3 separate regions of the Homo sapiens genome follow, and regions 1 and 2 are each linked to region 3. Evidence: chromatin loops called from intact Hi-C (ENCODE). Cell type or tissue: heart left ventricle. All regions are shown on one strand. Region 1 overlaps AOPEP (aminopeptidase O (putative)). Region 2 overlaps AOPEP (aminopeptidase O (putative)). Region 3 overlaps AOPEP (aminopeptidase O (putative)).

Region 1 (5,000 bases), 120 kb before region 3:
TTGGAACATATACCTCACCAATTTTTTTTATAATTTGGATCATTTTGTGTGTTCCATGATGAGTTGTGGAGTGCAGGCCTTTTAACAACGGAAGCTTTAAAGACTCAGGAAGGACCAAGTGGTTGTCAGGCCCTTTGTGAATCCACGCTTAACATTGAATTTACATTTTTTTAGATACCAACTTTGTTTTTCCAAATTAAATGCATTGCACTGTTTATTAAATAGATCACCGTATGGGAGTTGATTTGGATCAGTCTTATGGAGTTCATTCAGATTGCATATTCTCACAGTGTCAGCACTAGCTGATTTAACATGCACATCGGCTAGGGCATTCCTTTGATATTCAGATTCAGTTTTACAGGTATCATCTTCAATCTTAATCATAACGATCTGTGATGATAACAGTGTTAACAGGATAGCTGAAAGGAGTTCATCTAACTGGAGTCCCAATAGAAGTGAGAAACCCCTATTGTTTATTTTTTAATAATGTAATTTTTATTATGCATATTTGTCTTTTTTTTTCTTTTTCTTTTTCTTTTTTTCTTTTCTTTTTTTTTTTTTAGACAGGGTCTCTCTCTGTTGCCCAGGCTGGAGTGCCATGGCGTGACCATGGCTCACTGCAGCGTCGACCTCCCAGGCTCAACCCATCCTCCCACCTCAGCCCCCAGAGTAGCTGGGACTACAGGCGCAAGTCACCATGCCAAGATAATTTGTAGAGAAGGGGTTTTGCCATGTTGCCCAGGCTGGTTTTGAACTTCTGGGCTCAAGCAGTCTGCCTGCCTTGGCATCCCAAAGTGTTGGGATTACAGGCATGAGCCATCGCACCTGGTCCCATTGTTTCCATAATGTGCCAAAATTGTGTACTACTCTAAAAGCATATCTGCTATCTTTTTAAATATTTACTGACGTGTCCTTAACTATATGACAAGCTTGGGTGGGAGCAAAAAGCTCTGCCAGCTGAGCGGACTTAAATTGAGGAAGAGTTCCCTTCTCTATTAACTCATTTTGGGCAGTAACAACATACCCTGCCTGATATTTTCCTTCTGAGACTTTGGCATAGGACCCACGAACAAAAAGTATCAACTCAGGATTATCCAATGGAGCATCTCATAAATCAACACAAGGGGCTACTAGTTTGGATACTACACCTACACAATTGTGATCTTTACCACAGTCAGTCAGAGGTAATGGAGTAGCAGGGTTAAGTAGGTTTTAGATGGAGTAGCATTTTAGATGGAGGTCAGAAGGAGGCAGGAGAAAATTTCATAAGATCATAAGATGTTAGTTTTCTTGCTGAAAAATGCTGAGCTTGGTTGGAATTTAATAGACTTTCCACAGCATGTGGAATTTGCAAATTAAGTTCATTCCCTAAAACCAGCTCAGATGAAACTTGTAGCAACTTGGTGGCTGCTGCTGCTTCTATTTTTTTTTTTTTTTTAAGACACAGGATCTGTCTTAGGCTTCCTTTAGTGGTGAAACAGTGTGGCCTAATGGGAGGAGGCTTATTGGTAGACTAACAGAGAAGCAGACAACTCTTTTCCAGTGTCCTGCTTATTTGCAAGGAAGGCAGACATCTCGGGGAAAAGAATTTCTTGTTCTAGGATCTATCTCTTGGTTGTGATTTAAAATAAAAAAGAAGGTTCCTTTGGTCTCAGCCCCTGTAACTGTTGTAATTGGTGAGACATAAGCTTGGTAGTCTTTTGGGTTTTTTCTTGCTCCAGAGTCCTCTCAAAATGTTCAGCTAAGGCCACCAATTCAGTCATGTCTGTAACTTCCCATCCAGGTTTATGTTTTTTTAATTAAACTGCTAAGTTTGGGACAGAGTCCATTTATAAATAGAGTAGTTGATGCAGTTCCTGCAGGAAATATTCCTTGCTGTTATTTTGAGCCCCAAATGCTTCACAAGCAGTGTTTCTAAGTGAGTTCTGTCGTCCGAAACTTCTTTTGTCTGTATGGTGGACCAGTCAATTTTTTTGTGTGGAAAAATCTTAGGAATTGAATCTAAAATGATTTTGGCAATGTTTCTAGCTTATTTCAGCCATTCCTGTGAGGGGGTTTTGGAGGGGTCTTTAATACCCTCCTCAGGTTGGCTCCATTCTGCAGCTGTCACTCATTTTCAAGCTTCCACAGGTCCCAGTATCATGTGAATAAACTGGTAAAGGTCAGGGAGTCCTGGATTGTAAGCTCTTATGAGTAAATTTTTGAGGACTTCCCCTTGGGCTAGGGAGTCCTTTACTATGGCTCTAAGCTCAGCTTTAGAACATGGAGTGAAGGTGGTTATGGCGGGAAGGCCTGGCTGATCACAAGCTCTTACTTTGTAAGACATCTGTCCAACTTCTCTTTTTTCGTCATCTTTAAAGGGTGAAAGGGTAATTTGACTAGAAGATTAGTGGAGCAAATTATTTAGGTAGAGATGGGTAAAGAGAGGAAACAGGGTTATTTCAGAGTACAGTCCTCTTTCGTCATGTTCTTAGTCTGTTGTTTAAAATGTTTGCTTGCTTTTTGCAAAGAATCATTTAAGGAGGCAATTTTTAATTTGTTTAGCCTTTTAGATGCCTTGCATACCAATTAAAGAACACATCTCATTGTTTTGTGGGGTTTTTAAAATCCCCTTTTTTCTAATACGCCTCCCAACTAAACAATCTTATCCAAAATAAAACTTAACTATTGGCTGGGTGGGGTGGCTCACGCCTGTAATCCCAGCACTTTGGGAGGCCAAGGCAGGTGGATCACTTGAGGTCAGGAGTTCAAGACCAGCCTGGCTAGTATGTTGAAACCCAGTCTCTACTAAAAATACAAAAATTAGCTGGATGTGGTGGTGGGAGCCTGTAATCCCAGCTCCTGGGGAGGCTGAGGCAGGAGAATCTCTTGAACGCAGAAGGCGGAAGTTGCAGTGAGCCAAGATTGTGCCATTGCATTCCAGCCTGGGCGTCGCGAGACTCCGTCTCAAAAAAACAAAGCAAAACAAAAAACAGAAAATAAAAACCAAACTTCCCTATTGTGGTCATCTTAATTCTAAGTTGTCTCCAGAAAGGTTAACCCGTTTTTCCAAAAATACGTACATTGTGGACCCATAATTTTTACGGATAAATTTAGCTGGAGTCTCAGAAGCTACAGTCTCTGATTCTTTGGATTGATATGAACACATTATCAAAAAGTTACTTATCTGAAGTCTGGGGCTTCTAAATTCAATCTGATGCTATACCCAGTGCAGTATAAATACTGCTTACATCAACTCAGGGAGCTGAGAACACAAGTCAGTGGAGCTTGGGATTTGAGAGAAAACTCACCCACAAACCTCCAGTTACAAACAAGAGAGCGCACACAATTGGCTCTGCAGGTGCCCCGCTTCGTTGCCTGCTGTTCCAAGGAGTCACTGGAATTGTACTTCACTCTTCACTTCTACTCCAGATCTGATGAAAGAAAAACTTTAGACACATTTAACAGAGTTTAATTGAGCAAGGAAAAAAATGATTTGCAAATCGAACAGCCTTCAGAATCAAAACAGATTCAGAGAAACTTTGGGGCTACCACATGAGCAGATAAGATTTATGGACCAAAAAAAGAAAAAGGAAAATGAGGTACATAAACAGCTGGACTGGTTCCAGCTTGACTTTGCCAGTATGTTAAGGGAGTTTGAACAGTTGGCTGCCTGTCAATGGTTGAAGTGTGGCTAGAGTGATGGGCTGAGGCTCAGCTTTTGTTACAGAAGAAACTCCTCAGGTTTTCAGTTTGTTACACACTAAGTTAAGTTACAATTCAGACTGAAGAACTCAAGGAAGCAAGTATTAATACCAAGGCTTTCTCAGAACAAATTTTAGTTGGATTTAACAGTATAGATCATGATGTATTAGAGTAATAAAGTTCTAAGAATAAGTACCTCTAAGTATCAGAAAAATATATTTCTCTCATCTAACATAAGTTTATTCTTATGAGACAGTTTCAGTTGATGGCAGAGGATGTTAGTTTAAAATGTTAAACATAAGTTGAGGGTTGACCTAGAGATCTGAGAAATTGTATCTGACATACTGAAGACCATGTGAAGAGGATGAGCCAGGAGACCACACAGAATGGTGGGTATTGTGGGACCTCCATCCCCGTCAATATTCTGAAAACTGGGACCCAGAGCAAACTTCTGGCCACCCCTTGATCCATCAGGACTAGACCCCAAGATAGAGTTTCCTCATGGGTTGCTTCTACCTTGACATTTCACGAGGGGCATCCCTGCTTCATGCGCACCTGCCTTGGAAGGCAGAGAGCTGCTTGGACCTGCCCTCTGGGTGTCTGTCCTCATCAGCACAAAGAAGCCCCAATCCGAAGCCTTTGCCCTCCTGATTCTGAGACAGATGGCGAGAAGAAGAAACCATTAAATTCCTTCTAATAGCCCTGTTTACTTTTTCCTTTGTCTCAGATTGTTCCTTGATATCAGTGGGTACAATTGTTAACAAAAAACAATTAAGGGTGCTTACGTGAGACTTTGAAATTCAAACCCAAGATAGCTATTCTACCAGCTAAGGAATGAGTTTGTACGGAATTGGCCTGTGGTACCTCAGTGAGACTAGGAAAGTTGAAAATGAGATGCTGTTAGCCAGTAAGGATGTTCTGACCAAATAGACATTAAGGCTAACTTGGCATAATCACAAACATGAAACACTACCACCAGGAAAGACTTGGGATATAAAGAGGCTGTACAGCACAGTGCACAGGCTCTGGAGCAGGACCGCAGGGTGCCAACCCCAGACCCCCAGACCTGCTACGAGTTAACTGTGTGATAGAAGTTACGTAACCTCCCCAAACTTCAGTTTCGTCATCCAAAAAGTGGGGATGATATTACTACCATACCTATCTCACAGCGTTGTTAAGATGAAGCGAGTAAATGCATGTATAGCTCTTAAATCAGGCACTGGCCGGGCGCGGTGGCTCACGCCTGTAATCCCAGCACTTTGGGAGGCCGAGGCGGGCGGATCACGAGGTCAGGAGATCGAGACCATCCTGGCCAA
Region 2 (5,000 bases), 74 kb after region 3:
TGCTGATCAGTCTCCATTTGATTGGGTCTAAAATGAAACAGTTACATTTTTCTCCCATCCCTATCCCCAGCTGGACTTTGTCCAGTCTCCTAGGGAGCCAAGCCCTTATCATAATTTCAGATTTAAAGTTCAGATCTCCAGTGCAGGTACCTTGTGGCTGGGGAAGGGTCTGATCAGGTTCTTCTCCTGCCACCTTCCAGGCCTGGGGAGGAGAGGGGGAGGGGACACTATCTCTTGGTAGGTCCCTCTGACCCTCACAGCTGCTCCCCTGCAGACGGCCCTCTGTGTCCTTTGTGGCAGGCAGCCACAGCTGGCTGTCCCCAGGAGCCCAGGTTATGTGTTTCTCCTGCCAGCATCTGCTTTCCTAGGCACGGGACAGCACAGTGCTGTGGCTCTGGGGGAGCCTGGGCCAGCCTCCAGCACTGCCCCGGCTCCCAGACAGGGTGGGAGCAGAAAGGCAGCCAGGAAGTGTGGCTTTCACCTCTGAAAAGCAAACTCCTTCCTAATCGTGCAGAGAAGACAACTGCCCGGGTCCACAGGGAGGCCGGTCGCCCCGCCAGGATGCTGCGGGGTGGCTGGCGACCAGAAGAGACAGTGAGGAGTGCCCACTGGTGCCAGGCACCGTCCTGGGAGCATGCGCTGTCCCTGTTTATTTTTATTCTGACTGAGGAAATTACAGAAAGACACGTTGACCACCCTCGTTAATAAATTAAGAAATAAGAGCAGACCTCTAGACTGGACAGCTGTCCTCTGGTGGCATGCTGTGGAACTCTGTGGCCCCACCTCTCTGGCCCGTAGGGCTTCCCTGCTTTCTCAGCTGCGGAGGAACTTGATGCAGGAGGGCAGAGCATCTTTCACGACCTTGAAGCCCCTCGGTGGTCTGGAGACAGATATTCTGTCAGGGCTCCTTTGGAAATACTGCTGGGCTTAAGTGAGACTGATGTCATCCCCACTCCCTGTGGTGACGAATGGCATGCGAATTGTGGGTCCTTGAGAGTTTGGGGGATAAAAATAAGGATTTTCTTTGTTTCTCAAAGGAACGAAGAAAAGTGAAGACTGCGCGTGAGCAGGAACTATCTGGCCTGCCCAGCCTCCCGCAGCATTTCTGTGATGTCTTCTCAGCATCCTGTCGCCGAAATATTGACATACACTTAGCTCTTTATAATGAAAAGACTTGTTTTTATCTTCTCTTGATGGGGTGGGAAAGGGAGTGGGGGTGGGAGACTGGGCTTGGTCTGTCCTTCCTGGATGCTGTTAGCCTCCAGGGGTCAGAAGCCTGGGTCTCTTATTAATCTTGACAGTAAACTATTTCTAACAGTAAGAAACGTGGAAATACTGACTTCAGATCCGTGGTGAAAGAGCCTCTTCCACCCGCCATCTGGACCTGCACCAGCTGTGGGCTGCCGCTGCCTCCGGCCGCCACCGAGGGCCTTGTTCTACTAGGAAATAAGCCCCAGTTTATGCTTCGTTGTTTCTGTGTGTGTAAATAAGATGAAGGAAAGCACAGAAAGAAAAGGAGAGGCGAAACCCTCCATTCTCACAATCAAATCTAAATTGTATAATGTCCTCCAAGTTTTAGAGTGACAGCAGTCATTGCCAAAAGTGTGGTGTGGTCAGATCAGACAAGCGTTGGTTGTTAGAACACTTTAAAGAACACTTAGAAACCGACAGGTCTCACGCACGGGACCCTCCCTAAAAGCTGGCACACGTAGGGTTTCTTTTGTGCAGTTAAGAAAATAGGCTCTTTCCCTAAGTCTCAGAGCAGCAGCTCCTGTCCCCAGCTGTCGCTCCCATCCATATGTGGCCATCTCGCCAGACCACACCAGCTTGCCTGCAAGGCCCTTCAGCCTTGGGGAGCTGGTGCCCATCTTCACAAAGCTCGCAGCAGATGACACCTCTGCTGGTGTGTGGACCTGGCAGTTTGGTGGCACATTTAGGTGGCTGTGAGTTGGAAGAGAGATGAGGGACGGAGGCGTCCAGCGGGCAGTTTGGGTTCTCCACAGCTGGGCGCAGTTTCTTCTAGCGGCTTCCTCTGGCATGGGATGGTGAGCTAACTTCTTTGAGCTCTGGTCACTTGTTCTTTCTGTTGGGGAGGTGGAGGGACTCTTTCTTGTATAGTGTGTCGTTAATTTCTGTTGGCTGTACAGGAAAGCACATTTTGTTGAAGGTGGAAAGATTTTGCCGTCCCAGCCTCCTTCCCTTTTGCTCTGAGGGCAGAGGCTATCAGCCCCTCCCAGAGGCATGCCACTTCAGCACTTCAAAGGGCCTGGCTGCCTGCGAGCCCAGGGCCGCCCAGTGGAATTCCTGAGTTAACACCCGTTCTCAGAGGGCACTGTGGCCTGGGGGAAGGATTCTTTCCAAAAGATTGGTTTCTCTCCTTCAATCTTAACTGTTTGCATGTAAACCTATTTAGAGTAGATTAAAGGAGAGATCTGGCTAGGTCAGTGGATAATGATGTCATTTACAGGGGCCCTCGCCAAAATGTTGACATTGCTTACATTTAATTATTGCTGCAAATATATTACTATAGAGTATCTCCCTCTTTCACAGTCAGTAAAAACAAGGGGTGATAGAAGGAGGCTCTTCTAAAATGCACATAATCACTTCTATGTATGGCTGATGTTGGTTCAGTGATGGAGTATAAAATGGTTGACGTGGTATAACTGAGAGTGCTTTGATGCAGTAGAAAAAGGCAGGGGACTGGATTCTGAAAAACAAGTGGTAGGTGAATCTTCTTGTAGAGCATGTGCCTGCAGCACCGAGCAATGCCGCCTGCTCCGGGATGTGGGGAATACCTTGCGCAGGTGGTTCTGCCTGTGTCCAGAGGGCGGCCAGGGCTGGCATCGGACTCTTCCACTGTGTCCGGAGATTTGAAGAGGGTGGGAGTGGGGGTTCCTTCCGAATTCCTGCAGGTGAACGTTTAATAAAGTGTATCTTTTAAAAGAACAGCATCCACCTTTAGCTTGTCTGTTTTCAATGTTGTGCAAACCTACACACCTGTGGATACACAGCAGGAACTATCCACTTCAGGGGTGTCCTGGGCTTACTCCTTCCCCAGACTCTCAGAAGGGTGCTTTGCCTCTTTCGGGGAATTAGAGAGCAGTGTCTCCGCCTCTTACTGTGTTTGTTACAAATCAGCAGCACTGAGTCAAATCTGCTGCAGGAACTTAAGGAGTGGTGATTTGAAAGGGAACCCTCACTCACAGCACCCTGAGGAAGGAGCACCAGCAGCCTGGTCGGAATGTGCATTGAATTTCCCGTTATGCTTTGCGTTTAGTATCTGTCATCTTGCAAAATCATGTTTAAAACAGTGAAACACCCAACAGAAACACCTGCTTTTCTCTCTAAAGTTGACCAACAGCCCTAATTAGCACTGTGGTTTCTTTCTTTAAAAAGTAAACTTACTGCACGGTGGCTGACGCCTGTAATCCCAGCACTTTGAGAGGCTGGGGCGGGCGGATCACGAGGTGAGGAGATCGAGACCAGCCTGGCCAACATAGTGAAACCCCGTCTCTACAAAAATTAGTGGGGCATGATGGCAGGTGCCTGTAATCCCAGCTACTTGGGAGGCTGAGGCAGGAGAATTGCTTGAACCCGGGAGGCAGAGGTTGCAGTGAGCCAGATCGTGCCACTGCACTCCAGCCTGGGTGACAGAGCGAGTCTCTGTCTCAAAGAAAATAAAAAGTAAAAAAAATATACTAAAAGAAAATGTAAAACTAAGTGTGTCAACAATGCCAGCCCATTTGAGAGCACAGCTTTCCGGAATACAGAGGCTGCCTGTCACTGGGCCCGGTGGGCTGGGATGCCTGCCTGCTTGTCGCTCACTGGGCTCTCTCTTGTTCCTCCAGGTTCGCCATCGGTGGTGTGAACTCATTGTTAAGCACAAGTTCACGAAAGCCTACAAAAGTGTGGAGAGGTTCCTTCAGGAGGATCAGGTAGGTGTCATCTTTCAGCAGATGGGGATTCTGTAAAGGCTGTCCCTGCACTTCACACAGGAATCCACGTTCTCAGTATCTCTTTCATAACAAATAATTAAATCTGTTACAGAGATTCTTAAGGACTGGTGGGATCTTGCCTAACACTGATTTTTCTGAGCTGCTTTTTTCCTCTCTCAATGTCTTTGAAGGATTGAGTTGAGCACCTTCAATGCCGCCTTGTGGCCCACACGTCATCCGATGCTGCGTGCTCACACTTCACGGCATCTCCAGCACCTGCTAGGCCATGCGTGTCCCTTGGTGACGCCGTGGGGTAGATCCCTGATTTCAGTGGCCCTCATTTAAAGTACACGTGCAAGTCAGACTGGGAGAGCCCCGACGGGACAGTCTCGGTCTGTACCTGCACCTGCCGTGCTGTGCTAGGCGGGTTTCCTTCCTGTGAGAGCTTTTCTCACTGTTCACCAGGGACAGCAGTCACCTTCCTAGGAGTTCACAGGCAGTGCGCATGTGGGAGCGGATCTGGGGAGACCTTCATTGGCCGCCTCTGATGTCCGCAGTGTGTCAGGTCACCAACAGGTGTGTCCTGTAACACGTCACAGCCTCCCACGCCTTCCCCATTTCCCCACTCTCCACCCCCTCTGCCTCTGAATGAGTGGCCTGTCAAGCACTGTGGGTAACAGCATGGAGCTGCCTTCCAGCTGGGGTGGAGAGTGGGAGTGAGGCAAACAAAAGGACTTTTGATAGGGTCTCAGTGTGGGGGACAGCCAGCCAGTGAGGCCTGAGGCCTCATTATTCCTACAAAGAAAAGTACATGCCTTTGTACCAGAAGAAATGTCACATTTGCACAGCAGAGCAAGAGGTATCTGGAAAAACATACAGGAGTATAAGAAGGACAAAATTTAAGAGCAACTTTATGGTCTGTTCTAAAGACCAGAATTCACTGCAGTATATTTAGAATTGTGATCTTTGACAAATAAGGATCACCATGTCTGGACTTTTTTGGGAAAGCACTTTTGAACCCTTAACTACGAAGTTTTGCTCTTGCGATGTCTTTGAGACCCTTCT
Region 3 (5,000 bases):
AGCTATAATAACTGAACATCACAGAGTGAGCCCTAATGTAAATTTGACTTTAGTGAATAATAATGTATCAATATTGGTTCCTCAGTTATAATAAATATACTAATGCAATATGTTAAATATGGGGAAGCTGGTGAGTGGGTACAAATATGGGAACTCTGCTTTCTGCTCAGTTTTTCTATAAACTTAAAACTGCTCTAAGAATCACTCTAAAGGAAATAAACAGAATGTTATTAGAAAGTATAGTGGAGTGACATAATTTGGACTGGGGAGTAAGGAAAGACCTTTCTGCAAAAGCGCTGCTTAAACCCAGAACTAGAGGATAAGTGGGCTACCACGCAAAGAAGAGATGGAAAAGCATTCTCAGTGAAGCAAAGTGGTATCATTTGAATTACCTTTGGACGTACCATTCTGGCTTCTCTGTGGAGGATGGATTCTGGGATGGCAATTGGGAGGAGAGTTGGGGGACAAAGGACAAACGAGACAAGAGGCAATTAGGATGGGTCACAGCTTTTGCTTCCTACTTAGCAAAATCCTAGAAGAGCAGAGTGACAGTAGGCTGTTTCCTTTGTTCAGCTCATGCCGGAAACCGTTAGGTTATCCATGATCTGGGTGCTAGGAAGAAAGGAGACTGTGTCAGTAGCAGAGCAAGACAGGGTTTCCAGGTCTCAGTTTCTAAGATCTTTCCAGTGGTTCAATGGGATTTATAGAATTAAGAATGTGTGTGTGTGTGTGTGTGTGTGCGCGCGCGCGCGCGTGTGTGACTGCAACCAGTTAAAAACTGCAAAGGGAAAAAACTTTTCAAATAACTAGTACCCAGCTGTTAACAACAGCTTTCATATAAGTCTGTAAGATTTAATTTGCAATAGTTGTCTTTATTCCTGTTACTGGACTATTGGAATTTATTTTGGATTTTGTTTCTTCCAAGACTGTATGTTGAAAAACTGTATTTAAGCAGAGCACTGTTTTAGTACATCAATATTGAATGGCTCATATCACAGTTTCTGGGGATCGTGAACTCCCAAGGAAAAAAATTCTAGTGGGTAAAAGGAAGTGCCTGCCAAGATAGATTTCTATTGATTGTGGAACTCTTATTAGCAGCATAAAAGGTTGAAGAGTTTAAAGTTCTCTTTCCCTTTAAAATTAAGCAGCTCAGAATAATCCACTTCACCATTTATAATTATTTACCTGCCTATGTGCAAGATTTCCAAACCATTAACTATTTATATATATTTCCTTTACAGTAAAAAATTGTATATGATGGCTGTACAGTCTATACTAAAAGATATAATAACACATTGAAAAATCTCTAGCAAATGAGCACACATTTCGTAGCACTTAGCTATTATAATAATGACGCAAAATGGTTAACACGTCTATTTATATTGCTCTCTAGATTTCAACTTTTTTGTATTCCTGGAAACAGTAAGAATCCCTCATTTGAGCAGACTTGTTGTTTGTTTTAGGAAATAGACATACATCATCCGTGTAATTTTAAGTAGTCCAGTTATGAATATGGAATGAAGGGATAAATTCCTGATGTCTCCATTAAGCTCCTCTGTGTAAAATACTCCATGGCAAAGTTGCTGCTATTTAAAGTAGTGAGTTTGATCTTGGCTTTGATCTAAACCTTTTGATCTTGAAAGAAGGATGGAGTAGCAATAAAGAGAGGGCAAGACAGATTTTCTTTAAAGAAATGTGATAAAGTTAAAGGGATGGTCAAGACCCAGCAAGCAACAGGACAACCCGACTCTCCGCCCCGGCCCGCCCTCACCGGCAGGCGGGTTCCAGCAACTGCTGATGCGGATGAGAAGGCCTTTGGCGGGTGGAGGAAAATCTTGGGGTATCGCACATTTTTATAAAGTAAGTGTAAACTTTCTCCCTAATTATGAAAACAGATTGACCCCTTCTTTTTAAATTCTACCCAGTGGTTCTGGGGGTCCACGGCAGTCTGAGGGCTGCGGGTCCACACTCGCGGGAGCGCGGGGCTGGGTTTCTCTGCGCCCTGGCCTCGCCCCCCGGGAGGTCACCTGCCGCTGCCCGGAGCCCCGAGGGGCCACTGGGAAACGTCTACTCGAGGGCGTAGAACCCGGTCCCGGAGAAAACTCCACTAGGAAAGTTACTTTCCCTGCGCGAAAGCCACCGGGACCAGGTTTCCGACTCCAGGAGCGCGCTACGCTGGCTACGGGCGGGGTTCCTTCCCCGCCACCGCTCCCTCCAGCCTGCGGCGGGCGGCGCGGGCCCCTCTCGCTGCCGGGAAGCCGCTCGCAGGGCGCGGAGCCGGGGGAGGGGTGGCGGGGGCAAGGTGCGCGGGGGCGCGGGGCGGCCGGAGCCCGGGGAGGGGTGGCGGGGGCAAGGTGCGCGGGGGCGCGGGGCGGCCGGAGCCCGGGAGCGGGAGCACGCCGTTCGTGGGGAGAACAATACAATGCCGGCGCGGGCGGGAGGGCGACCTGCGGGAGGCGGCGCGGCCGCTATACCTTTAAGGCAGGCCCCGCCCCCGCTCGGTGCCCGCCCGCCCGCCCGCGCCGCCGCCCAGGCCCCGCGCCCGCCGCCCGCGCCGCGCCTGAGGTGATGCGGACCCCGGGCGGGCGCAGGGCGCGGGCTCCGGCGCCGCCGCTGCGTCCTCCCCGGCCGCGGGCGAGGTACGGGGCGGGCACGCCGAGTTAGCGGGCGCGGGGCAGGGAGGCCGGGGCCGCTCCCGCGGTAAACTTGACTGTGTCCTCTTCCCCCGCAGCCGCTGCAGAGGGAGCGTCGCGCCGGGGCGGAGTGCGGGCTTGCGCGGCAAGTGCGCGCCGAGGTGAGTGCGGGCGGCGCGGTCCCTGCGCCCCGGTGGCGCCGGCGCGAGACCGCGGCTGGCGAGAGGCCCTGGCTCTGCGCTGCGGCGCGCGGGTGCGGGGACTACCCGCCAGGCTCCGGCTCGGGCGCGGGGAGCGGCCGTGACGAAGGTCGCGGCCCCTGCGGTGAGGCGCCCGGCGAGTTCCGCGGGCGGGCGCGGGTGGCCTCCCGAGGTGCGGGGAAGACCAGGTCGCGAGGCCGGGGGTCTCTGCTTTCTCGCGCTGGGGGATGGCCGTCAGGACCCTGTCGCCTTCTTTGAAATGCTGTGGTTTTTGAACCTCAGGTCACGAAATGGATTGGAGTGAACCGGAGACCCCGAAAACGGAAGCGCAGGGAGAAGGAAGAGGTGTTTGAAAAGGTAGGGGTTCCCGAGACGGTACTCGGTGCAGGTCTTGGTAAATCCGCTTCTGCCCCGTGAGGACCTGGTCATGACAATAGAGTAGTGTTTAATTTAAAAAGTTTTTGTTATAATAAACCATAGATTTAATATATGGGGAAATTCTACAGAAATATTGGTCGATAAGGCTAATGATCATTTATATAGTCTCATTAGGAGAGAGTAGCCCATGAAATTTGTTTCATGCTCATTAAATACAGCAATCGGACTTAAGTGGGTTCCATTATTATTTTAGATCAGCAGTGTTTATTATCTCAGTGTTAAGGTACCTCTGAAAAATGAAAAGTGTTCCGAATAAATCGCCCACAGTATTAGGTTTCCATGCTGTACTTTCTCTCACCTAGACTTTAAATTGGAGTCATCTAAGAAATAGAGAGAGAAGAAGAAAGAAGTGGATTACTTTTAAAACACTAGGAGGAATTTTATTTACTGTAAAGCAGATGAGAAATTTGTTTGCCCAAGTTTAGAATTTCAGTATGTTACTTTGCAGAAGTTTGGACTGCCTGTCTTTTGATTTTGTATTAAAACTTGATTTGTCATTGTAATATCATGAAATAAGGTAAGTAGCCCGTTGTTTTCTAAGTGACTTGCGGAAAACTCGTAAAAGTGAATAATTTTTTGACAAATATTACAGCAGATAGGTTTTTTTGTTGCTTTTGCTTAATTACATTTCACTGTTTTTTGATTCTTGATACCAGCAAGGGATTAAAATAGCGGTGTGTTTTTCTGCTGCTAGAATGTATGATGAATCACTCTTGATTCTGAAGCCAAATTCTTGCTGATAGCATTGCTGCCAATTTCTGTGCTATGTTGCCTTAGTATGGGCATTGCAGCGTCCGAGAATGTGCACAAAGCACATCAGAATAAAGGTGATCCCAGAGCTGCAGAGTGCACGTCAGGATACCAGAGGGCAGCTTCTGAGAGAGCTGGAAAAGGAACCAGCCTGCGAATATAGTTGTTTGTAGCTGGACTTTCAGTGTGCATGAAAAGGGGGACCCCACCCCTTTTCTTTTTCCACAGAGGGTCATATATGTCACTTCAGTTGAAGAATAATAGAAAAAGTTGTGATTTGGAACAGACTTGAGTTTTCTGACCATACCTCAGCATGGTATGGTAAGTTGTGTTTAATGGTTTAGGTGTTTTTTTAAATGTTTGTGAGGTGATGAATGAGATCATAAAATACCCAAAGAAGGAAAAGAATTATGGCTTGCTTGGTATTTTTTAAAAAATGTGTCGTTGCTGTTAATTTTTTTTTTTTTTTTTTGAGACGGAGTCTTGCTCTGTCACCCAGGCTGGAGTGCAGTGGCGTGATCTCGGCTCATTGAAGCCTCGGCCTCCCAGGTTCAAGCTATTCTTCTGCCTCAGCCTCCCGAATAGCTGGAACTACAGGCACATGGCACCACACCCTGCTAATTTTTGTATTTTTAGTAGAGACGGGGTTTCACTGTGTTAGCCAGGATGGTCTCGATCTCCTGACTTCGTGATCTGCCCGCCTCGGTGTCCCAAAGTGCTGGGATTACAGGCGTGAGCCACTGCACCCTGCCAGCTGTTAATTTTTAAGCCAAAAATAAGATTACCAAAATGCACAATGTGCTGTAGAAAGGAAGGGGAAGCCATTATCTTTGTGGATTACTAGATGTTGTCACTACCAAAATCTAACCTAGAAGTAACCGTATTTGTGACACCCATGACCTGACTACTGGGTCTCCTGAGAATCGGGGTGGGGAGAAAGTGGGGGGGGGACTGATTATTTTACCTTGCAGGAGAATGA

The links. Hi-C counts contacts between places; a loop is a spot of excess contacts. Peaks named below come from ENCODE experiments on the same cell type or tissue, not always from the same donor. Only the 100,000 strongest peaks of a DNase experiment are listed, where the experiment ranks them.
Region 1: a loop joins it to region 3, with 3 times the contacts of the local background. A loop is called at or near these places in 22 of 110 quality-filtered maps.
Region 2: it touches region 3 in a loop (2.4-fold over the local background); 18 of 110 quality-filtered maps call a loop at or near these places.

The regions. Positions count from the first base shown.
Region 1 is chr9:94,879,825-94,884,824 of GRCh38, forward strand. The region is part of intron 5 of AOPEP (aminopeptidase O (putative)); the gene reads left to right. Among named protein-coding and RNA genes, the nearest start is that of AOPEP-AS1, 63 kb to the right of the region's middle. In heart left ventricle, no CTCF peak of the experiment used is centred here; no DNase peak of the experiment used is centred here; H3K27ac peaks cover 2,036 bases.
Region 2 is chr9:95,076,846-95,081,845 of GRCh38, forward strand. It overlaps AOPEP (aminopeptidase O (putative)), which reads left to right. Exons shown (of 17, transcript NM_001193329.3): 15 at 3,849-3,935. Among named protein-coding and RNA genes, the nearest start is that of MIR23B, 5.9 kb to the right of the region's middle. In heart left ventricle, a CTCF peak has its summit at 2,294; no DNase peak of the experiment used is centred here; H3K4me3 peaks cover 1,356 bases; H3K27ac peaks cover 4,122 bases.
Region 3 is chr9:95,002,427-95,007,426 of GRCh38, forward strand. AOPEP (aminopeptidase O (putative)) reads left to right here. Exons shown (of 17, transcript NM_001193329.3): 12 at 2,732-2,794; 13 at 3,116-3,190. Among named protein-coding and RNA genes, the nearest start is that of AOPEP-AS1, 59 kb to the left of the region's middle. RefSeq lists silencers at 2,085-2,334, 2,345-2,534, 2,625-2,914. In heart left ventricle, no CTCF peak of the experiment used is centred here; DNase peaks (open chromatin) are centred at 1,775 and 2,335; H3K4me3 peaks cover 4,056 bases; H3K27ac peaks cover 5,000 bases.